Regions from separate parts of the Homo sapiens genome. Here region 2 is linked to region 1. Evidence: chromatin contacts called from ENCODE Hi-C data. All regions are on one chromosome and are shown on one strand. The core of a region is the stretch at or near the end of the contact, and the rest is flanking DNA. Distances in the headings are between cores, read along the strand shown. Region 1 holds the start of LANCL1 (LanC like glutathione S-transferase 1). Region 2 overlaps XRCC5 (X-ray repair cross complementing 5).

What was found. A loop is a pair of places that touch in the nucleus more often than their neighbours do. Pooled maps may share reads with other maps.
Region 2: a pooled map shows a loop between it and region 1 (7-fold over the local background). The contact joins the enhancer-like site here to the promoter of LANCL1 in region 1. A Hi-C loop is called at or near these places in 5 of 50 pooled maps.

The regions. Positions count from the first base shown.
Region 1 is chr2:210,474,107-210,481,817 of GRCh38, reverse strand. LANCL1 (LanC like glutathione S-transferase 1) reads left to right here and starts at 5,059. Exons shown (of 10, transcript NM_006055.3): 1 at 5,059-5,198; 2 at 5,406-5,502. The coding sequence starts at 5,422. It also overlaps a transcript of CPS1 not described here. RefSeq lists an enhancer at 1-432.
Region 2 is chr2:216,113,368-216,121,078 of GRCh38, reverse strand. It overlaps XRCC5 (X-ray repair cross complementing 5), which reads right to left. Exons shown (of 21, transcript NM_021141.4): 3 at 4,237-4,420; 4 at 3,285-3,333; 5 at 1,914-2,036. Among named protein-coding and RNA genes, the nearest start is that of XRCC5, 7.9 kb to the right of the region's middle. RefSeq lists enhancers at 5,851-5,900, 5,243-6,175, 6,059-6,353, 6,079-6,373, 6,791-6,860. Within about 2 kb of position 6,223, at least 17 of the 41 ENCODE cell types and tissues checked have a DNase peak (open chromatin) inside an H3K27ac peak, as active enhancers do.

The DNA.
Region 1 (7,711 bases), core at 3,810-6,309:
CTGAAGTAGCAGCTTCTCCACTTCTTATGAACTACATTCTACTTACAGTTACTCACCTATACACCTGCCCTCAAGGCAAATAGAAAGGAAAAATGAAGCACAAATAACGTGGCTACTAGGCAAGTAGGAAAATGTTAAGTTTTCTCTTTCAAATGACTGAAGAGCACCTGCTGTGTGGCAATTCCAAATCTTAAAAGAAGGACTGCAAAGGCCTGAGTATCTCTCTGTTGGCTACTCTCCCCTGCCAGGGTGTACAACTATCAGATATGCCAAAAGAACACATCAGAATGGGACAATGCAGGGCTTTGGTAATATATCATCTTTCCATGGCTGAGTTTTGTGTGGTTGGATGGGATGGAAGCAAAAACAATCCACTTGATTAACAATTCAGCGTCCTGAGAAGACCCCTCCAGAAGGGGATACTTTCCATCCTTCCCATCATTATGAAATTCAATCATATAGAGAAATGGGGACCTGCATAAATTTAACAATGCAATATAGACACATATTTTCAACAGCAAAGGGGGAAGTCTCCTTTTCTTTTTTCTCGTTAAAGACACATACTAACACTGCTTGATAAAGAGCCCATCACAAGTGTTAGGTGGAGAAAGGAAAAAGCTTAAATGTTTGTACATCTTTTACCAACTTTCTGGACTCACAATCTTTTTTAATCTCCCAAGGAAACCCCAGCACACCTGTGTTCCATATAATAGCAGCTCTCACCCAGCAGGTACATTGAGAGAAAGGAATCTGTCAGCACATTAATAAGATCCTGACAAGGCAGGGAGGAAAGGCTGCCAGTGCCATAAGAAATACTGTCTCCAGGAAATTAAAAGTGTTCCATAGTGCGCTTGGTGTACATCTGTTTATGTTCTTGTTTCCTCCACTGGCAATTGCTCCTGTCAATCCATGAATTCTGTACTATGAACGAAACAGAAAATTGCTTCAGTAGTACACAGTCCCAGCTGGGTGTTAAACCAGCAGTGTGGTGATATTAGACTCAAGCTTAGATGCTCTTGCTTTACACTTCTTTGAGCTAAAAAGAAAATAAGGTAATGTCAACAACAAAAAAAGAGACAAGTGGTACTTAGGAGAAAAGTGAAAAAAGTAAAAACCATTTGCTTGATTTTGTATGTGTGTGTCTGTCTGTGTGCGTATATGTGTGTTTGAAAGCAGGTGGGGAGTTTCTAGAAAAAATATAGGATATGGAGTCTCAAGATCTCTCTTTTACCCCAAAGACCCACCAGCTAACAAGGATCAAGGGAATAGGTAGGAAGAAACAGAGAAGGCATGGTTGCTAGGAGGTTAGAGGCAAAAGGAACACCACAGACACTATAGCATGCTGCGCCTTTGCTGGCAGACAGGGGCTATCAGTTACTAAAACTGCCATCATGTATTGGAGGACATTAACTGTCCACCAAAGTCAGTCTTCCCCTTCTTTCATTGTAGCTGAACACATAGCTGTTCAGCAGAGAACTTCATTTCACAGCCTCCTGGGCAGCTAGAGGTGGCCAAGTGACTAAATCCTCACCAGTAGAACACGAGGGAAGTGACAAATCCCACTTCCTGGTCTGTGCACTTCTCTGGGTGTGCCTGACCTTCTCACAAGCTGCAATACCGACACACCTATGACCAGCATGGACTTGATGAGAGCATCACACTCTGAGGGAGGTGGGAACAGAGATGGAAGGAATCTGTGATCCTGAATGGCCACATGGAGCAAATCTAATCTGAACTAAGAAAAATACATTTCTATGTATTTTGGAGATTATGTTTTGAGGCCTCTTTGTAACTAACATAGTTTTCACCCTAATATACATTATAACATTTTGAAATTAAAGTCTGAGAATGGAACTAAAATGCCCTCAGAATATAGTTGTTTTCTCTGTTATCAATCATCCCAGATTTCCAGAAGTATTCAGTTTTAGAGGCAATAATACAATGATTATTTCCTGAAAGTTCACACAAGACAGCTACAGTGATTAAAAGAAGGAACATTACATTTTTTTAAAAAATCATCCTAAATTTATCAAAAGTAGAATGATCCATAAAAAATTATAACTGTCAAATTTGTGTTAGCCACAAATGTGTTCAGCCACCATAGCCACAGGTGAAAGCATAGGTACTATTTGGGGCTAAAATTGTTGCCCCCCAAATTCATACGTTGAAGTCCTAACTCTCACTATCTCAGCATGTGGCTGCTGGAGAAGGGTCTTTAAAGAAAAGTAAGGTTAGCCAAGTCAGGCATATCACTTGAGGTCAGGAGTTCAAGACCAGCCTGGCCAACATGGTGAAACCCCGTCTCTACTGAAAATACAAAAATTAGCTGGGCGTGGTGGTGTGTGCCTGTAATCCCAGCTACTCTGGAGGCTGAGGCAGGAGAATCGCTTGAACCAGGGAGTCAGAGGTTGCAGTGAGCCGAGATCGTGCCACTGCACTCCAGCCTGGCAACAGAGCGAGACTCCGTCTCAAAAAAAAAAAAAAAAAAGAAAGAATGATAAGGTTCAATGAAGTCATAATCCACTATGATGGTGTCGTAAGAAGAGGAAATTAGGACACAGACAACACAGACTGAGGGACAACCATGTGAAGATAGGAGAAGACGGCATCTACAAGCCAACAAGACAGGCCTCAGATGGAATCAGTCCTGCTAACATCTTAATCCCAGACTTCTATCCTTCACAACTGTGGAAAAATACATTTCTGTTGTTTCAGGCCACTTGCTATGGTTCTTTGTGTGGCAGCCTGAGTAGATAAATACAAACAATAAATGTTAAATACTTTTCTTTTGTATCAGAACCAAGGAGGGATTCTCTGGGTTGGTTCTCTGACAAAAAGGAAGGAAGAAAGAGAAGGAAAGCAGGGAGGGAGGGAGGGAAGGGAGGGGGGAAGGGGGGAGGGGGGAGGAGGGAGGGAGGGAGGGAAATATTATTTCCAGCAATTAAAATCTTTGGGTGTTTACAAGTCACATGCTTTGATTATATTTAAATTCTAAATAATTCTACTTCCCTTCCGTTTAGACGCATGCTTCACATCATCTTCAGAAGTAAACTCCAGATAAAGACTTAAATATAAGAGGTAAAAAGCTAATAAAATAAAATGTGGGAAGTCATTGCAGTCTATGAGTAGACAAAGACATTTTGAATATGAAGCTAAATCCTCAAATCACAGTGTCACAATTAGATGGGTTTAACTTCATCGAAATGAAAGATTGTGATTCAATAAAGGATATCCTAGAAAATGTGAACAAACTAAAGAAAGTATCTACAATAACTAAAGTGAAAGGAGATTAATATACAGAATATACCCCACAAACACGGGAAAAAAAGAAACAAAACTCTTTCAAATCAACAGGAAAACAATGCAATCACTAATAGAAAAATAAATAAAGGAACAGGTAAAGCCCAATTGTCTAACAGGTATATGAAGGAAAGTTCAACACCATTAGCCACAGAAAAACTAAAAGATTAAACATCAGTGAGATTCTACATTATTCATTAGAATGGCAAACATTAGAACACTAGATAATACCAAGTGTTGGAGAGGAGATGGAAATGACAGAAACAATTGATATGTTGGAGTGAATACTCTTGGAGTGAACAATAGATACTGTTAGAGGGAATATAAACTAGTCCAGCAGTTTTGGAAAGCAATCTAACAACATTGGGGAAATTAAGTACAGAATCTCATATGATCCAGCAATTGACTGCTGGGTGTATGTCTCAGGGATACTCACACAGATTCATAAAAGCACATGTTCCAAGAATATTATTTGTAGTATGGAAGTTAGAAACAATGTCCATCATTAGGGGAAAGGATTAGTAAAATAAGATAGAGGCATACTATGAAAATATACAATTACCATCCTGCCTTGCTTAACAACAGTAATATTTAATTGCTTAAAGACTGTGAGTGGGATAAATGGATAGCCTTTAATCATTAAAGAAAAAATAATTGATAAAATGTCTCTCGTTTTCCTTTTCTCTCTTGTGAGTTGCTCCTTCAAACACCCATCTTTTAAAACATGAGAGATATCCAGCTTAAGACTCACCATGGGCCTCGGCTAAATCTTCATGAATTTGATGAGGTTAAGAAAGCAACTACATTTCCTAAGAAAGCAACTATTTTAAAAGAGCAAACCTGGGTGTGGGGAGGGATTAGGAGTAGAGTTTGGGATGGCAGCCTCAGAAGGACAAACTTAGGCCAAGGAGGGAGGGAGTTGGGGTGGAGACTGAGCTTCTCCAGTTGGAGGTCTGGAGCTAGGACTCTTCATTGAAACCGGAGAGAAGGAAAAGGAGAGAGTGAGGCTGACTTTTTAACTGAACTCCAAAATTCTCTGAGCAATAGAATGGGCCTAATATGTACCAGGTGGGATTTAATTTTAAATGAAAGAAAAATGTTTCAGATAGCAGGGACTGTTAAAACATTGAAATTGAATGTTGTGGATCTCCTGCTGTGTTGGTTTTCAGTATTTTTTAGAGCTTTGTTATCCAGTATTATAGTCCAATTTAGGCTAAGGAACAGAATAAATTTCCTAAGAGCTGTAATTTGTGTTTTCATGTGCTTTCCCCAAAGTATTATCAACTGCTATTTGATATCCTGTCCTTTGGGCATATTTTTGTTGTTGTTGTTGTTAATGATGGTGGTGCTTTTTTGTTTGTTTGTTTTAAGAAATGAAAAGAAAAGATTGGCAAGTCCCTGGAGAGACATTATCCCCCCACCCCCCGCCAAATTTTATCTATTGCGAACAGCAGAAATACCAGCATGTTCAGATCTAAAAGCAGTCTGTTTCTTCTCCAGGTTAAAAAAATATATACTTCTTATGACTCTGGACTTAAATTTGACTTTTTAAAAATAAGAAAAATTAAAGAAGGGTAGGAAATATTGGTCACATCTCCGCGTGATTCTAGGTCCTCACTTCTGCTACCCAGTAATTAAAATACCCTGCGTTATCCTTTAGAAATTACACGCCTGTGTCTTTAACAAACTGTAAGAGAGAAGGGGGCGGGTCTCGGGAACGGCGAAGGCTCTGATTGGCCCTCCTGGCAGGAACTGGGCGGTAAAATAGCCCTTCTGTTACTGTCCGGGGCTGCGGGGTGAGAGGCCAGGGCCGAGAAGGGCTTCAGGACGCGGGAGGCGCACTTGCTTCAAGTCGCGGGCGTGGGAACGGGGTTGCAAAACGGGGCCTCTTTGTCCGGGTGGGTTAAGGGCCCTGGCAGCTTTTTCGCGAAGGCGCCATGTCCTAGCAGTTGGGCCGCAGTGGGCCCGAGGTCCACTCGGACCGCCGAGACGGCTCGATGGCCCTGGAGCTGGAGGAAGGGGGATACCTGGGCGCCGCCGCCGCCCTCGCAACTCGGCCGAGGCCCCTATCTCAACCTAGTTTCTGTTTTTCCCCTGTTCTGCAGGCTTGCTTCCGGCGTCATGGCTCAAAGGGCCTTCCCGAATCCTTATGCTGATTATAACAAATCCCTGGCCGAAGGCTACTTTGATGCTGCCGGGAGGGTGAGTTTAGGATATGTCTGCCTGCATCCCTGCCTCTCCCCACGGTGTTCGGAAAGGTGCTCATTTTTGCCTGAGAGAGTTGAGCATCCCCCTTTAAAAAAATACATGATTCGACGATAAATACGTAAATTATTTAAAAATACATGTTAATATATACAAATTGAGCTCTAACATAATGTTAAATGTGTCATTGTTAACATTATTAATTGAAATAAACTCAATTATTGATAGTATAAATTTTAAAAATTGGCAAATATGTAGTTTACTATGTAATTGGCATTTTTTAATGTATTTTGGTTTGCTTCTTAAAAAGAGGTGAAGAATCCTAACGGTATTCACATGTGCCGTGTTACTCCTTTGTGATTATACACAAGTGCGTTCAGGGTAATGATGAGAGCAAACGGTGGTGTATGGTAAGGACGTCTTTAAACTGTTAGTGCTTAGAGAATTTGGGGACCTAGGAAACCTGAAGTTCTTTGTACCGGTGTCACTCCACAGGGCATATCCACAGCTGGAAAACAAAAAAAAAGAAACTTGTAAATTAAACTGGTTAGCATGTCACAAATCACTGTGCAAAAGAGAACCTGGATGTAAAATACTAGGGGCCTGTGTTTTCTCATGCCTCATTGGGTGAACATAATTGTTAAGAGGGAATACAGATATTTTTAAGAATACCTACTTTTGGCTGGGTGCAGTGGCTCACACCATTAATCCCGACACTTTGGGAAATCAAGGCAGGAGGATTGCTTAAGGCCACGAGTTTGAGACCAGCCTGTGCAACACAGCAGGACCTTATCTCTACTAAAATTTTTTTAAAAATTAGCCAGGTGTGGTGGAAAGCTTGTAGTCCCAGCTACTTGGGAGGCTGAGGCGGGAGAATTGCTGGAGCCTAGGAGATTCGAGGCTGTAGTGAGCTATGATTGCACCACTGCACTCTAGCCTGGGTGACAGAGACCCTGTCTCTAAAAAATAAAAAAATAAAATTTAGTTTTGAAAATGAGTTAAGTTGGAAACAAGGCACACGCTTTAAAAATTTTACCAGTTTATTTCTTTGAAACTTGTCAGCCATACAAAAGACATTTTATGTGATATAAAGGCCTTACAGATTTCATCCCTGTCAAATTAATCTGTGGGTCTGATGGTTGTTTTTTTCCTTAAAACACTTGTCACATTATAGATTAACTTGGGTCAGTAATGCAGGTAGGAGGAATCAAAGAGATGAAGAAGAGGTGTAGGGTAGAAGGCTACCAAAATGTATATGGAGTTTGAGTCAATCTGATTATTTTAAGACTAGTATTAAGCTGCCCAAACAAAGCTTTTTATAATTATCTTCAGGTCAGATGGATTCCCTTTGGCCATTTGGGCCTGCATTCTGCTTAGCTGTGCAGATTCTCAAGCTGAAGTATGTGTCTTGTCTTGCGGGAGGAGGACTTGCTGCTTCATACTGACTTGGCAAAGAGAACAGTTGAGGATTGTCCTAGTGACAGAAACCTTCAATAAAATGTACCTATTTAGACTGCCTATAAAGTAAATGCTTTTTATGAATTTAACCCTTTATTTATTTATTTATTTATTTTTATTTTTATTTTTTTAGACGGAGTCTCACCCTGAGCCCAGGCTGGAGTGCAGAGGCACAGTCTTGGCTCACTGCAACTTCTGCCTCCCAGGCCCAAGTGACTCTCATGCCCCAGCCTCCTGAGTAGCTGGGATTACAGGTGCACACCACCGCACCTGGCTAATTTTTTTTTTTTTTTGTATTTTTAGTAGAGGCAGGGTTTCACCATGTTGGCCAGGCTGGTGTCGAACTCCTGACCTCAAGTGATCCACCCATCTCAGCCTCCCAAAGTGCCGGGATTACAGGTGTGAGCCACCATGTCGGGCCAAATTTAACCCTTTGTTTCTAAGGGGAAAAATTCACAAATTTAAACCCTGACCCAAGAGTAATAATGTAGTTTATTGCCTAACGTAGTTTTTGGACAGGTCCTAGAAAGGAAGTAGCATACCAGTTCTAAAATTGTGTAATGTTGAACACGGAGGATCAAACCCTGGAGATCTGTCCTCCTTAATTTCTTAACACAAGATTTCAGTAAGGAACTGGTCTGTTTTCTGGCATCTGTCAGAAAAAAATAGAAAAGAAAAAAGGACTTTTAGAGACTTCAGATTATAGCTAGAGTTTGAATGATTTGGTGGTGTACCACAAGCAATCAAT
Region 2 (7,711 bases), core at 4,974-7,473, 5.6 Mb before region 1:
GAAATAAGCTTCCTCAGTAGTCAGTAGAAGAAACTAAAAACTGTGCCAGGCACAGTGGCTCACGCCTGTAATCCCAGCACTTTGGGAGGGCGAGGCAGGTGGATCACTTGAGGTCCGGAGTTCAAGACCAGCCTGGCCAACATGGTAAAACCCCATCTCTACTAAAAATACAAATATTAGCCGGGCGTGGTGGCACACACCTGAAATCCCAGCTACTAGGGAGGCTGAGATAGGAGAACTGCTTGAGCCTGGGAGGCGGAGGTTGCAGTGAGCCGAGATTGCACCACTGCACTCCAGCCTGGGCAACAGTGCGAGACTCCATCTCAAAAACAAACAACAACCAAGAAAAACTAAAAACTGCTGGGTGTGGTAACATGCATCTATAGTCTCAGCTATACAGAAGGCTCCGGTAGGAGGTTCACTTGAACCCAAGAGTTTTAGGCTGCAGTGAGCTATAACTATGCCACTACAGAAGACGTTTCTAAAAAAAAAAATTAAAAATAAATTAAAAACAGAACACAGGGCTTCTCTGAGCTGCTGGTATTTTTTTAGTCCAATTACAACAATCAGCTGTACATGGAATACACCAAACAGTAAAACTATGAACTCTACTTTGTATGCTGGAGGTTTGTAGCACAGGAAGAAAGCATATTACCAAGAAAAAAATACAACCAAATAAAAAGCAAATAGAAGCAAAGGCTATGCTTCCTCTTCTGCACTTTTCTGTATTGCTCATGGAAAAAAAGAGTAGCTCTTTCGAATGACATTCACTGAAATGCAGTCTGCTTCTAACATGTAAAGGCATCCTGAGATTATGAAAAAGGACCAGAAGCTGTGCTGGGCTTCTGAAGTACTGAGAAAAACCTCAACTCAGTAAGAAGTGTCACTTAAAAGCACTTAATTTCTCTGAAGTACCATCTTAACAAGTATTGGTTTGATGGGTTATTCTGAACTCTTTTTCCACAGTCGTACAGAAAGGAGATGTCGCTCTGTAGTCTTAAGAGAAGACTACTCACACATGCAAAACAAGTTCTTAATACCCCCAGGCAGGCATTTTATGAAGCCAAAGGCTTACCACTCTAACCTAGAGGCTTCTTGGCATAGCTCTCAATTTGAAAAACGAGTATTCCCAGAAGATTAATAATTCAACATTCTATACCATCACTCAACTTTCACCAAAAATAGGACAAGAAAAAATATGTTTCAAATGCAGCAAGAAGGGTTAGTGTAGTGAAAAGAAATTTTTGTTAGGGATATAACACAGAGAAAGTAAATCCCGGAGGGAATATTCAAGTTACTTTTTGAGGAGGAATTCTCTCCCTAATAAATTGTGAAATACATATTTTTCCCCTGAAGTTTTATACTCCATCTCTGAATTAACAGAAGCAAATTAAATTTTATATATGTGTCCACAACTTTTGGATCTGAAAAGAGTTAAACATAAACATGTTATGTATTTAGAATGATTCCCAAGTTGGCATTCCTGTCTACCCTAAAACATGCACTCTGTATAGGACACAGTTCTCTAGAGCTGTTTAAGAAAAAAAAAAATCCATCAATCTGCTAATTGTTTGGGTAAAGCCTTCTATGCAGGAAGGAGACAAATTGAATATCCTCAAAGGGTTCTTCTAATCCTCAATTCTTTGAGTCTAAGAACACTAAACAATGATCTGCCACTAAGCTCAATTCTTCTGGATCACTGACTTTCATCTTTTTGTCACGACCACTCAGAACAGTTCCTAGAACACAGAGAGTAACCAGCAAATGTTTGCTGAGTAGTCAGTCATCTGACAGATTCAGCCTTGGAGCAGAAAGCGAAAATTCCCATAAACCAAGTACTCTATACAGAGGGCCCATTCACTATATTAGGAAATCATAGGATTTGTCTACATGCATTATTCTTAGGATCTTACAAGAATTGCAGGGAGATGTCACATTTCTTCAAGCTATGAATTATAATATCCAGCTGACTTTTGCTGAATCGGCTGCTGAGGTCAGTGAATATTTCAATATGCCTCTTCTCAAACTTCTTTCCTCTAAAAGAGAGAGTTATCATATTAAGAAATCATTCTCCTGAATTATTTTTCTACAAATTCAAATACACTTGGTCACTGAGGAGAGAAGCTTAGAAATGGATCTAGAGTTAATAAATGTGATTACATTCTAGTAGTCCAATTAAGTTCTTATTAAATTCATAATCAACCCTGATACACTTTATACTTTGAACATCTTGGCCAAAATGTCTGGGTATTATGGAAATGTTATGTTTCTGGATTCCGAACTCAAATGTGATGAAAAAATATCCCTTCCCAGCCTCCACATAGGCAGAATGTAAACAAAGAATTCTCCCAGCATACTCTAACTTCAGCCTTGCTCAGGTTCACTTTCTAAATATCCTGCTCTGACTCCATGCACAGATTTTGTGTGGCAAGATTTGGCAGAGGATGTACAGAGATTGAGAAATGATTACACAGATTTAGGTCTGGGATTTTAGTGCAAATGATTTTCCTGACAGGCAAGAGGTATGTGTACATGCACATATATGTCTCCAGAGATACACTTCCAAGGCACAATAATTAAATAAATACTGAATTAGGAAGCAGGCCAGGCATGGTGGTTCATGCCTGTAATCCTAACACTTTGGGAGGCCAAGATAGGAGGACTGCTTGAAGCCAAGAGTCTGAGAAAACCTGGGCAAAATAGTGAGACCGTCTCTGCAAAAATAAAAATTTTAAAATTAGCTGGACTTGGGTGTGCACCTGTAGTCCCAGCTACTCAGGAGGCTGAGATGCAAGGATCTCTTGAGCCCAGGAGATCAAGCTGAGGTTGCTGTGAGCTATATTGGCACCACTGCACTCTAGTCTGGGTGACAGAACAAGACCCCAACTCAAAAAAAAAAAAACAACAAAAAACATACACACACACAACAAAAAAGGGAAGTTGGCCAGAGTTACCATGCACTTAATATCAATGACATATGGCTTATACCACTTAGTGTTTTTTAAAATTCCTGGTAATCAGCTTAAGTCTAATAGGAAGTAAACTGAAATAAGCCAAATGTTTTATTTCTTCCAGAGAAATAATCACCGAGTACAGCCCTTCCCCTTTTAAAACTTTTAAAAAACAGAGAGGTTGGACTGAACCATTCAATTCTATAAAATGTTTCTCTTGTCACACAAACATGCAGCTTGATTAACAATGAATCACAAAATACATTCAATACATTAACCCATACAATTTTTGCAAAAAGATTCTCTTCCAGCTCTCTTCCTTGGAACACTTACATTGTTTCATGTTGAATCACATCCATGCTCACGATTAGTGCATCCAGGACTCAGCTAGTTAAGGATAGGGATATCACCAAACAGTCTCTTCATGTGAACACGCAACTCTTTCCAATGAAGTCCACCGTGCTGGAAATTGTGGACACTGAACTATGTGATGACTTAAAGTACTTGCCTGAGTGCCCTTCTTCCAAAGTTCACTAACATATATTCATACATTCTATATATCAAACTATATATTCTGCCAAAAACAACCAAGAAATATAAACAAAAGGTAATCTAACACATTGCATTCATTTAACCAAAAATTATGTCATTTAATAGTATCTAGAACCCATTCTTGGTGGCCACAGTCCATTCTTAAATATGAAGCGAACCATAATGTAGCATTTGCAAGTCACTCCTAACACAACAGCACTTCCCAGTGATCAGGAATAGCACTACTAACTGATTAGAAAAAGAACAAGAGTGATGATCCCTTAAAATTAGGGGACCTGTGGAGTAAACTGGAAATCTCACTTTGGGTATCAATCTGATTTCTGGCACAAAAACATCTTCCATCCAGAAAAAAAGGAGAGAACATTGGGAGGATGCTCTTCTAAAAATATTTTCTATCCGCCTCCAAACATTTCTAACGAGCACCACTAAAACCCTCTGCATATAGTCAATGCTCACATATACTCCCTAGGATCTTCCCCCTTCCTATGCCTCCCAACCTCTCAGTATCACCCATGCAGAGAACAGGGAAGTGAGTGGAGGGCTGGGAGCCCAGGCACTGTTTTAAACTGATTAATTTCACATTAAACCCTATTAACACATTACCTCCCCCTCCTCAGAGCAAAATATACCCATATACTCATAGCTGAAACTCTGGGGGTGTCTCATCAAACTGCTGTACGATTCCCAGAATAAAGGAAATTTCTTAAAGTCTTCTCTGGCAGAAAAAGGATACAGTCAGCCTGTTGAGAACCTGGTTGGATTTTGCTTTCAATGTCCTCCAGCAAATCAAAATCTGGTAGCATCAGATGTCTGTGCACTGTGATGTTCTGATACTGATCCCCACCAGAAAGGGGATTGTCAGTGCCATCTGTACCAAACAGGACTAAAGCAATCTCATCCTTGTTCTCAGCAAACACCTAGAAAAAAATGTCAGATGGCTGAAAACCATATTAGAACAATCTGGAAGCAATAAAATACCTAACCTTCAGGGAGCAGGACAACCAGACCTCCCTATGGCAGGTCCCTGGGGCCATATAGTATTGGGCGGGATGAAACATGAGACTTACAGACAATGACAATTCTTAGGTTCTGAACAGATGTTTTTCATTGACCATAAGTCTCACCCTTCATTTCAGCAGAAGTTGAGGTGTGGAAATAGGAGGGTAGTAAGTGTTCTTGATGATTTCCAGCGAAATCAAACTCTAATTCTCAATGAGAGAACCAAAAATGGGTAATGTGAAAAGATTTTAGTATGTCTTTATGGAATGTCTAAGGTTTAAATTTTCCAGAGGTTAAAAAAAAAAGTGCAGGATAGCCTATATCCCAGCAATTTCAGGGGCAGGCATATACAGTATACCCTAGAAAAATTATGTACAGATAGGAAGTTTACACTTCAGCACTGTTTATGATAGGGCAAAAACTGGAAGCAAACTATCAAACAGGAGAATGCAAAAATACATTGCAGAATATTTATACAACGAAATATCATACTCCAGTAAAAATGAATAAATTTGTGCAACACGTATCAACATGAATAGATCTAAAATAAGTTGATAAAAGATATGCTGCAGAATTACATGTAGCATATAAAACCATTTACACTTTTGACAGCTTTATACAATACTAAGTATTTATGAATATATACTTATGTCCAAGTATAAAATATACATGGTAATAACTACCAAAATCCTGAGAAAAGGAGAAGAGAAAAAAAGGGTAAGGAAGGGCCTCCAGGTTTATCTGTAACACTTTATTAAAAAAAAAATCAAACAAATATGAAACATTAGGATTTACAGCATAAGACAATGGGAAAATTGGTTACCTGTATATTCTCCATATTTGCCTATTTTATGAAATATTTCATAATGAAATATAAAAACAAAAAATAGTATCTGACACAAAAGACAGTCCTGTCTAATTATTAACATAAGCCTTTTTACATTGATGGGGAAGAGTGCTGTATGGAGAGATAATGGAATTCTGTCATTCTTCATTTTTGTAGGGTCTGTTTAATCCTTTAGTCTGTAAACAACACAACAATTCCCAGTTGTACATGGACTAACGGTGTCTGGGTGCCTGCTGCTGGATTCAAGCATGCGTAGCATACTGGCTGGGCAGGTATCTGCCGCCTAGACAAGCATCCATCTTAAGGCAAGGTAATCTTGCCCTAGACAAAATCTCAGTCATGGGAGGGGAGGAAATTCTGAATGTAGTATGGGACTGGCACTAAGTTCCTGATTCTGACTTCCTGATTCTGACTCTTTCTCTCTACAACAAAAACAAACAAACAAAAAAACACCTATACTCTTGTTACTGGGGTGTAAGTCGGCAGTTATCCAGAGAAACTCCGGAGTGGCGACTCCGCAGTAATCTCGGTTCTTGGTCTTCTCGAAGTAAACAATTGAAACGACAGACATAAGCAAGGTTTAAAGCAGGAGGAAAAATTTATTTTAAGCAAAGTGAGAGTTTACTGGAGAAAGCAGAGTACACTTGGAAGAGAACCAAGAGGGCCACGTGAAAAATCAAGTGCCCTGCGCCCTTCTTTGTTTAGTTTTTAGACCGCCCCGCCCCCCAACCACCGGCGCCATCTTTTCCCGGGCTTCCAGTCTCCTTTGTTCCTCCCTTGAGCAGCCCGAATTAATCAACGCATGCGCACTAGCCCTGCTACTGCTTAAGAGGGGGCCGCATGCGTAGTGTGGTTACTAGTCATGCGCATGCTCAGTAGCGGCAACTCGGCATTATTGGTCGAGCGCCCCCAGAGGCAGCTTTTATACCAGTTAAAGTTCACCATCTTGCTCTTTTACTGCGCATGCTCGAAACCTTAAGGATTATAGCTTGCTAACTCCAGGTGTTTTCTGTCTGTTAAGATTCCTGTAATTCCTGACACCAATCATGGCCACTTATTACCTTACAGTGATAGTTTTATGCCCGCCTGTCTTCCCCTCGATGATAACCTGACAGCTTTGGGGCCCCTCCCTTGCCCTGCTCATCACTTCAGAGGGACGGATTTCTAATTGCCTAACCATGGCTTCACAAATGCCCAACATTCTCGGGGGCCCTCTCTCCTGCCCTGCTCATGTCTACTTACCTTCTCTAACAGCATACCAGGGGACAGCCACACTACTTGAATTCCACCAACACAACTATAACCAAGAACAGGGTTAGAGCACCTTCCTTGACACAACACCTCAAGGACTCCAGGTCATCAAGATTTTTAAAAATCTAGAATGACAGGTGGGAAGTACTAGTGCCCAACGGAAGTGTAAACACACAGAAGAAACAGAAGTGTCCAGGAGGAGCAGCAGTAGACAATGAAAGAAGCAGGAACTCATGGACTTAGCAAAAGTGGCAGTCATACCAAGTAGAAGGGGCAGAAATAAAAACAGCTGATGCTTACATAGTGTTTACAATATTCCAAGCACTATTCTAAGCACTTTATCTACATTAATTCTTTTATTCTTCAAAACTACCCTATGTGACAGGTATCATTATTCTCATTTTACACATGGGACACTGAGGCACTGTAGTAGCTAACCTCCAAGATAGCCACCATCCGTTCTTTCTCTCCTTGTATTTGCAGGCTACTCTTTTTATCAAGAGAGGGAGTCTAATTCTCCTCCCTTAAATGTGACCTAACCTTAGTGTCTTGCTTGACTAACAGAAAACAGAAATGACTTTCTGGGGCTTCTAAAAATAGGTCTTAAGAAGCCACATAGGCAGGGTCTCATAGAAAACCCATTCTTGGGATACTCCTTAGAACCAGCTGCTTCATGTGAAAATTGAAACTATACAGAAACCACATGTAGAGATTCTAACGGACAGCCCCAACTGAGCTCACAGCCACTAGAAAGCATCGTCTTCCAGCCATGTGAGTGAGCCATTTTGGACATCTGGTCCAGTTGAGCCTTTGGGTGACTCCAGCCCCAGCTGCCATCTGATTGCAACTGCGTAAGAGGCCTCAATAGAGAATCACCCAACTGAGCAACCCAGTCATCCCACAGAACCATGAATGATGAATTTTTAAAATGTTACTTGAGACACTACATTTTGGGGTAGTTTATTACACAGCAAAAGATAACTGAACTAGTCACAAACAAGTTGAGGGACTTGTTCAACATCAGAAGGTTAGTAAATGACATGGCAGAGCAAGGATACAAACCCAAGCCATCTGTCTCTAGAGATTGTGCTTTTAAACATTACTTTTTACT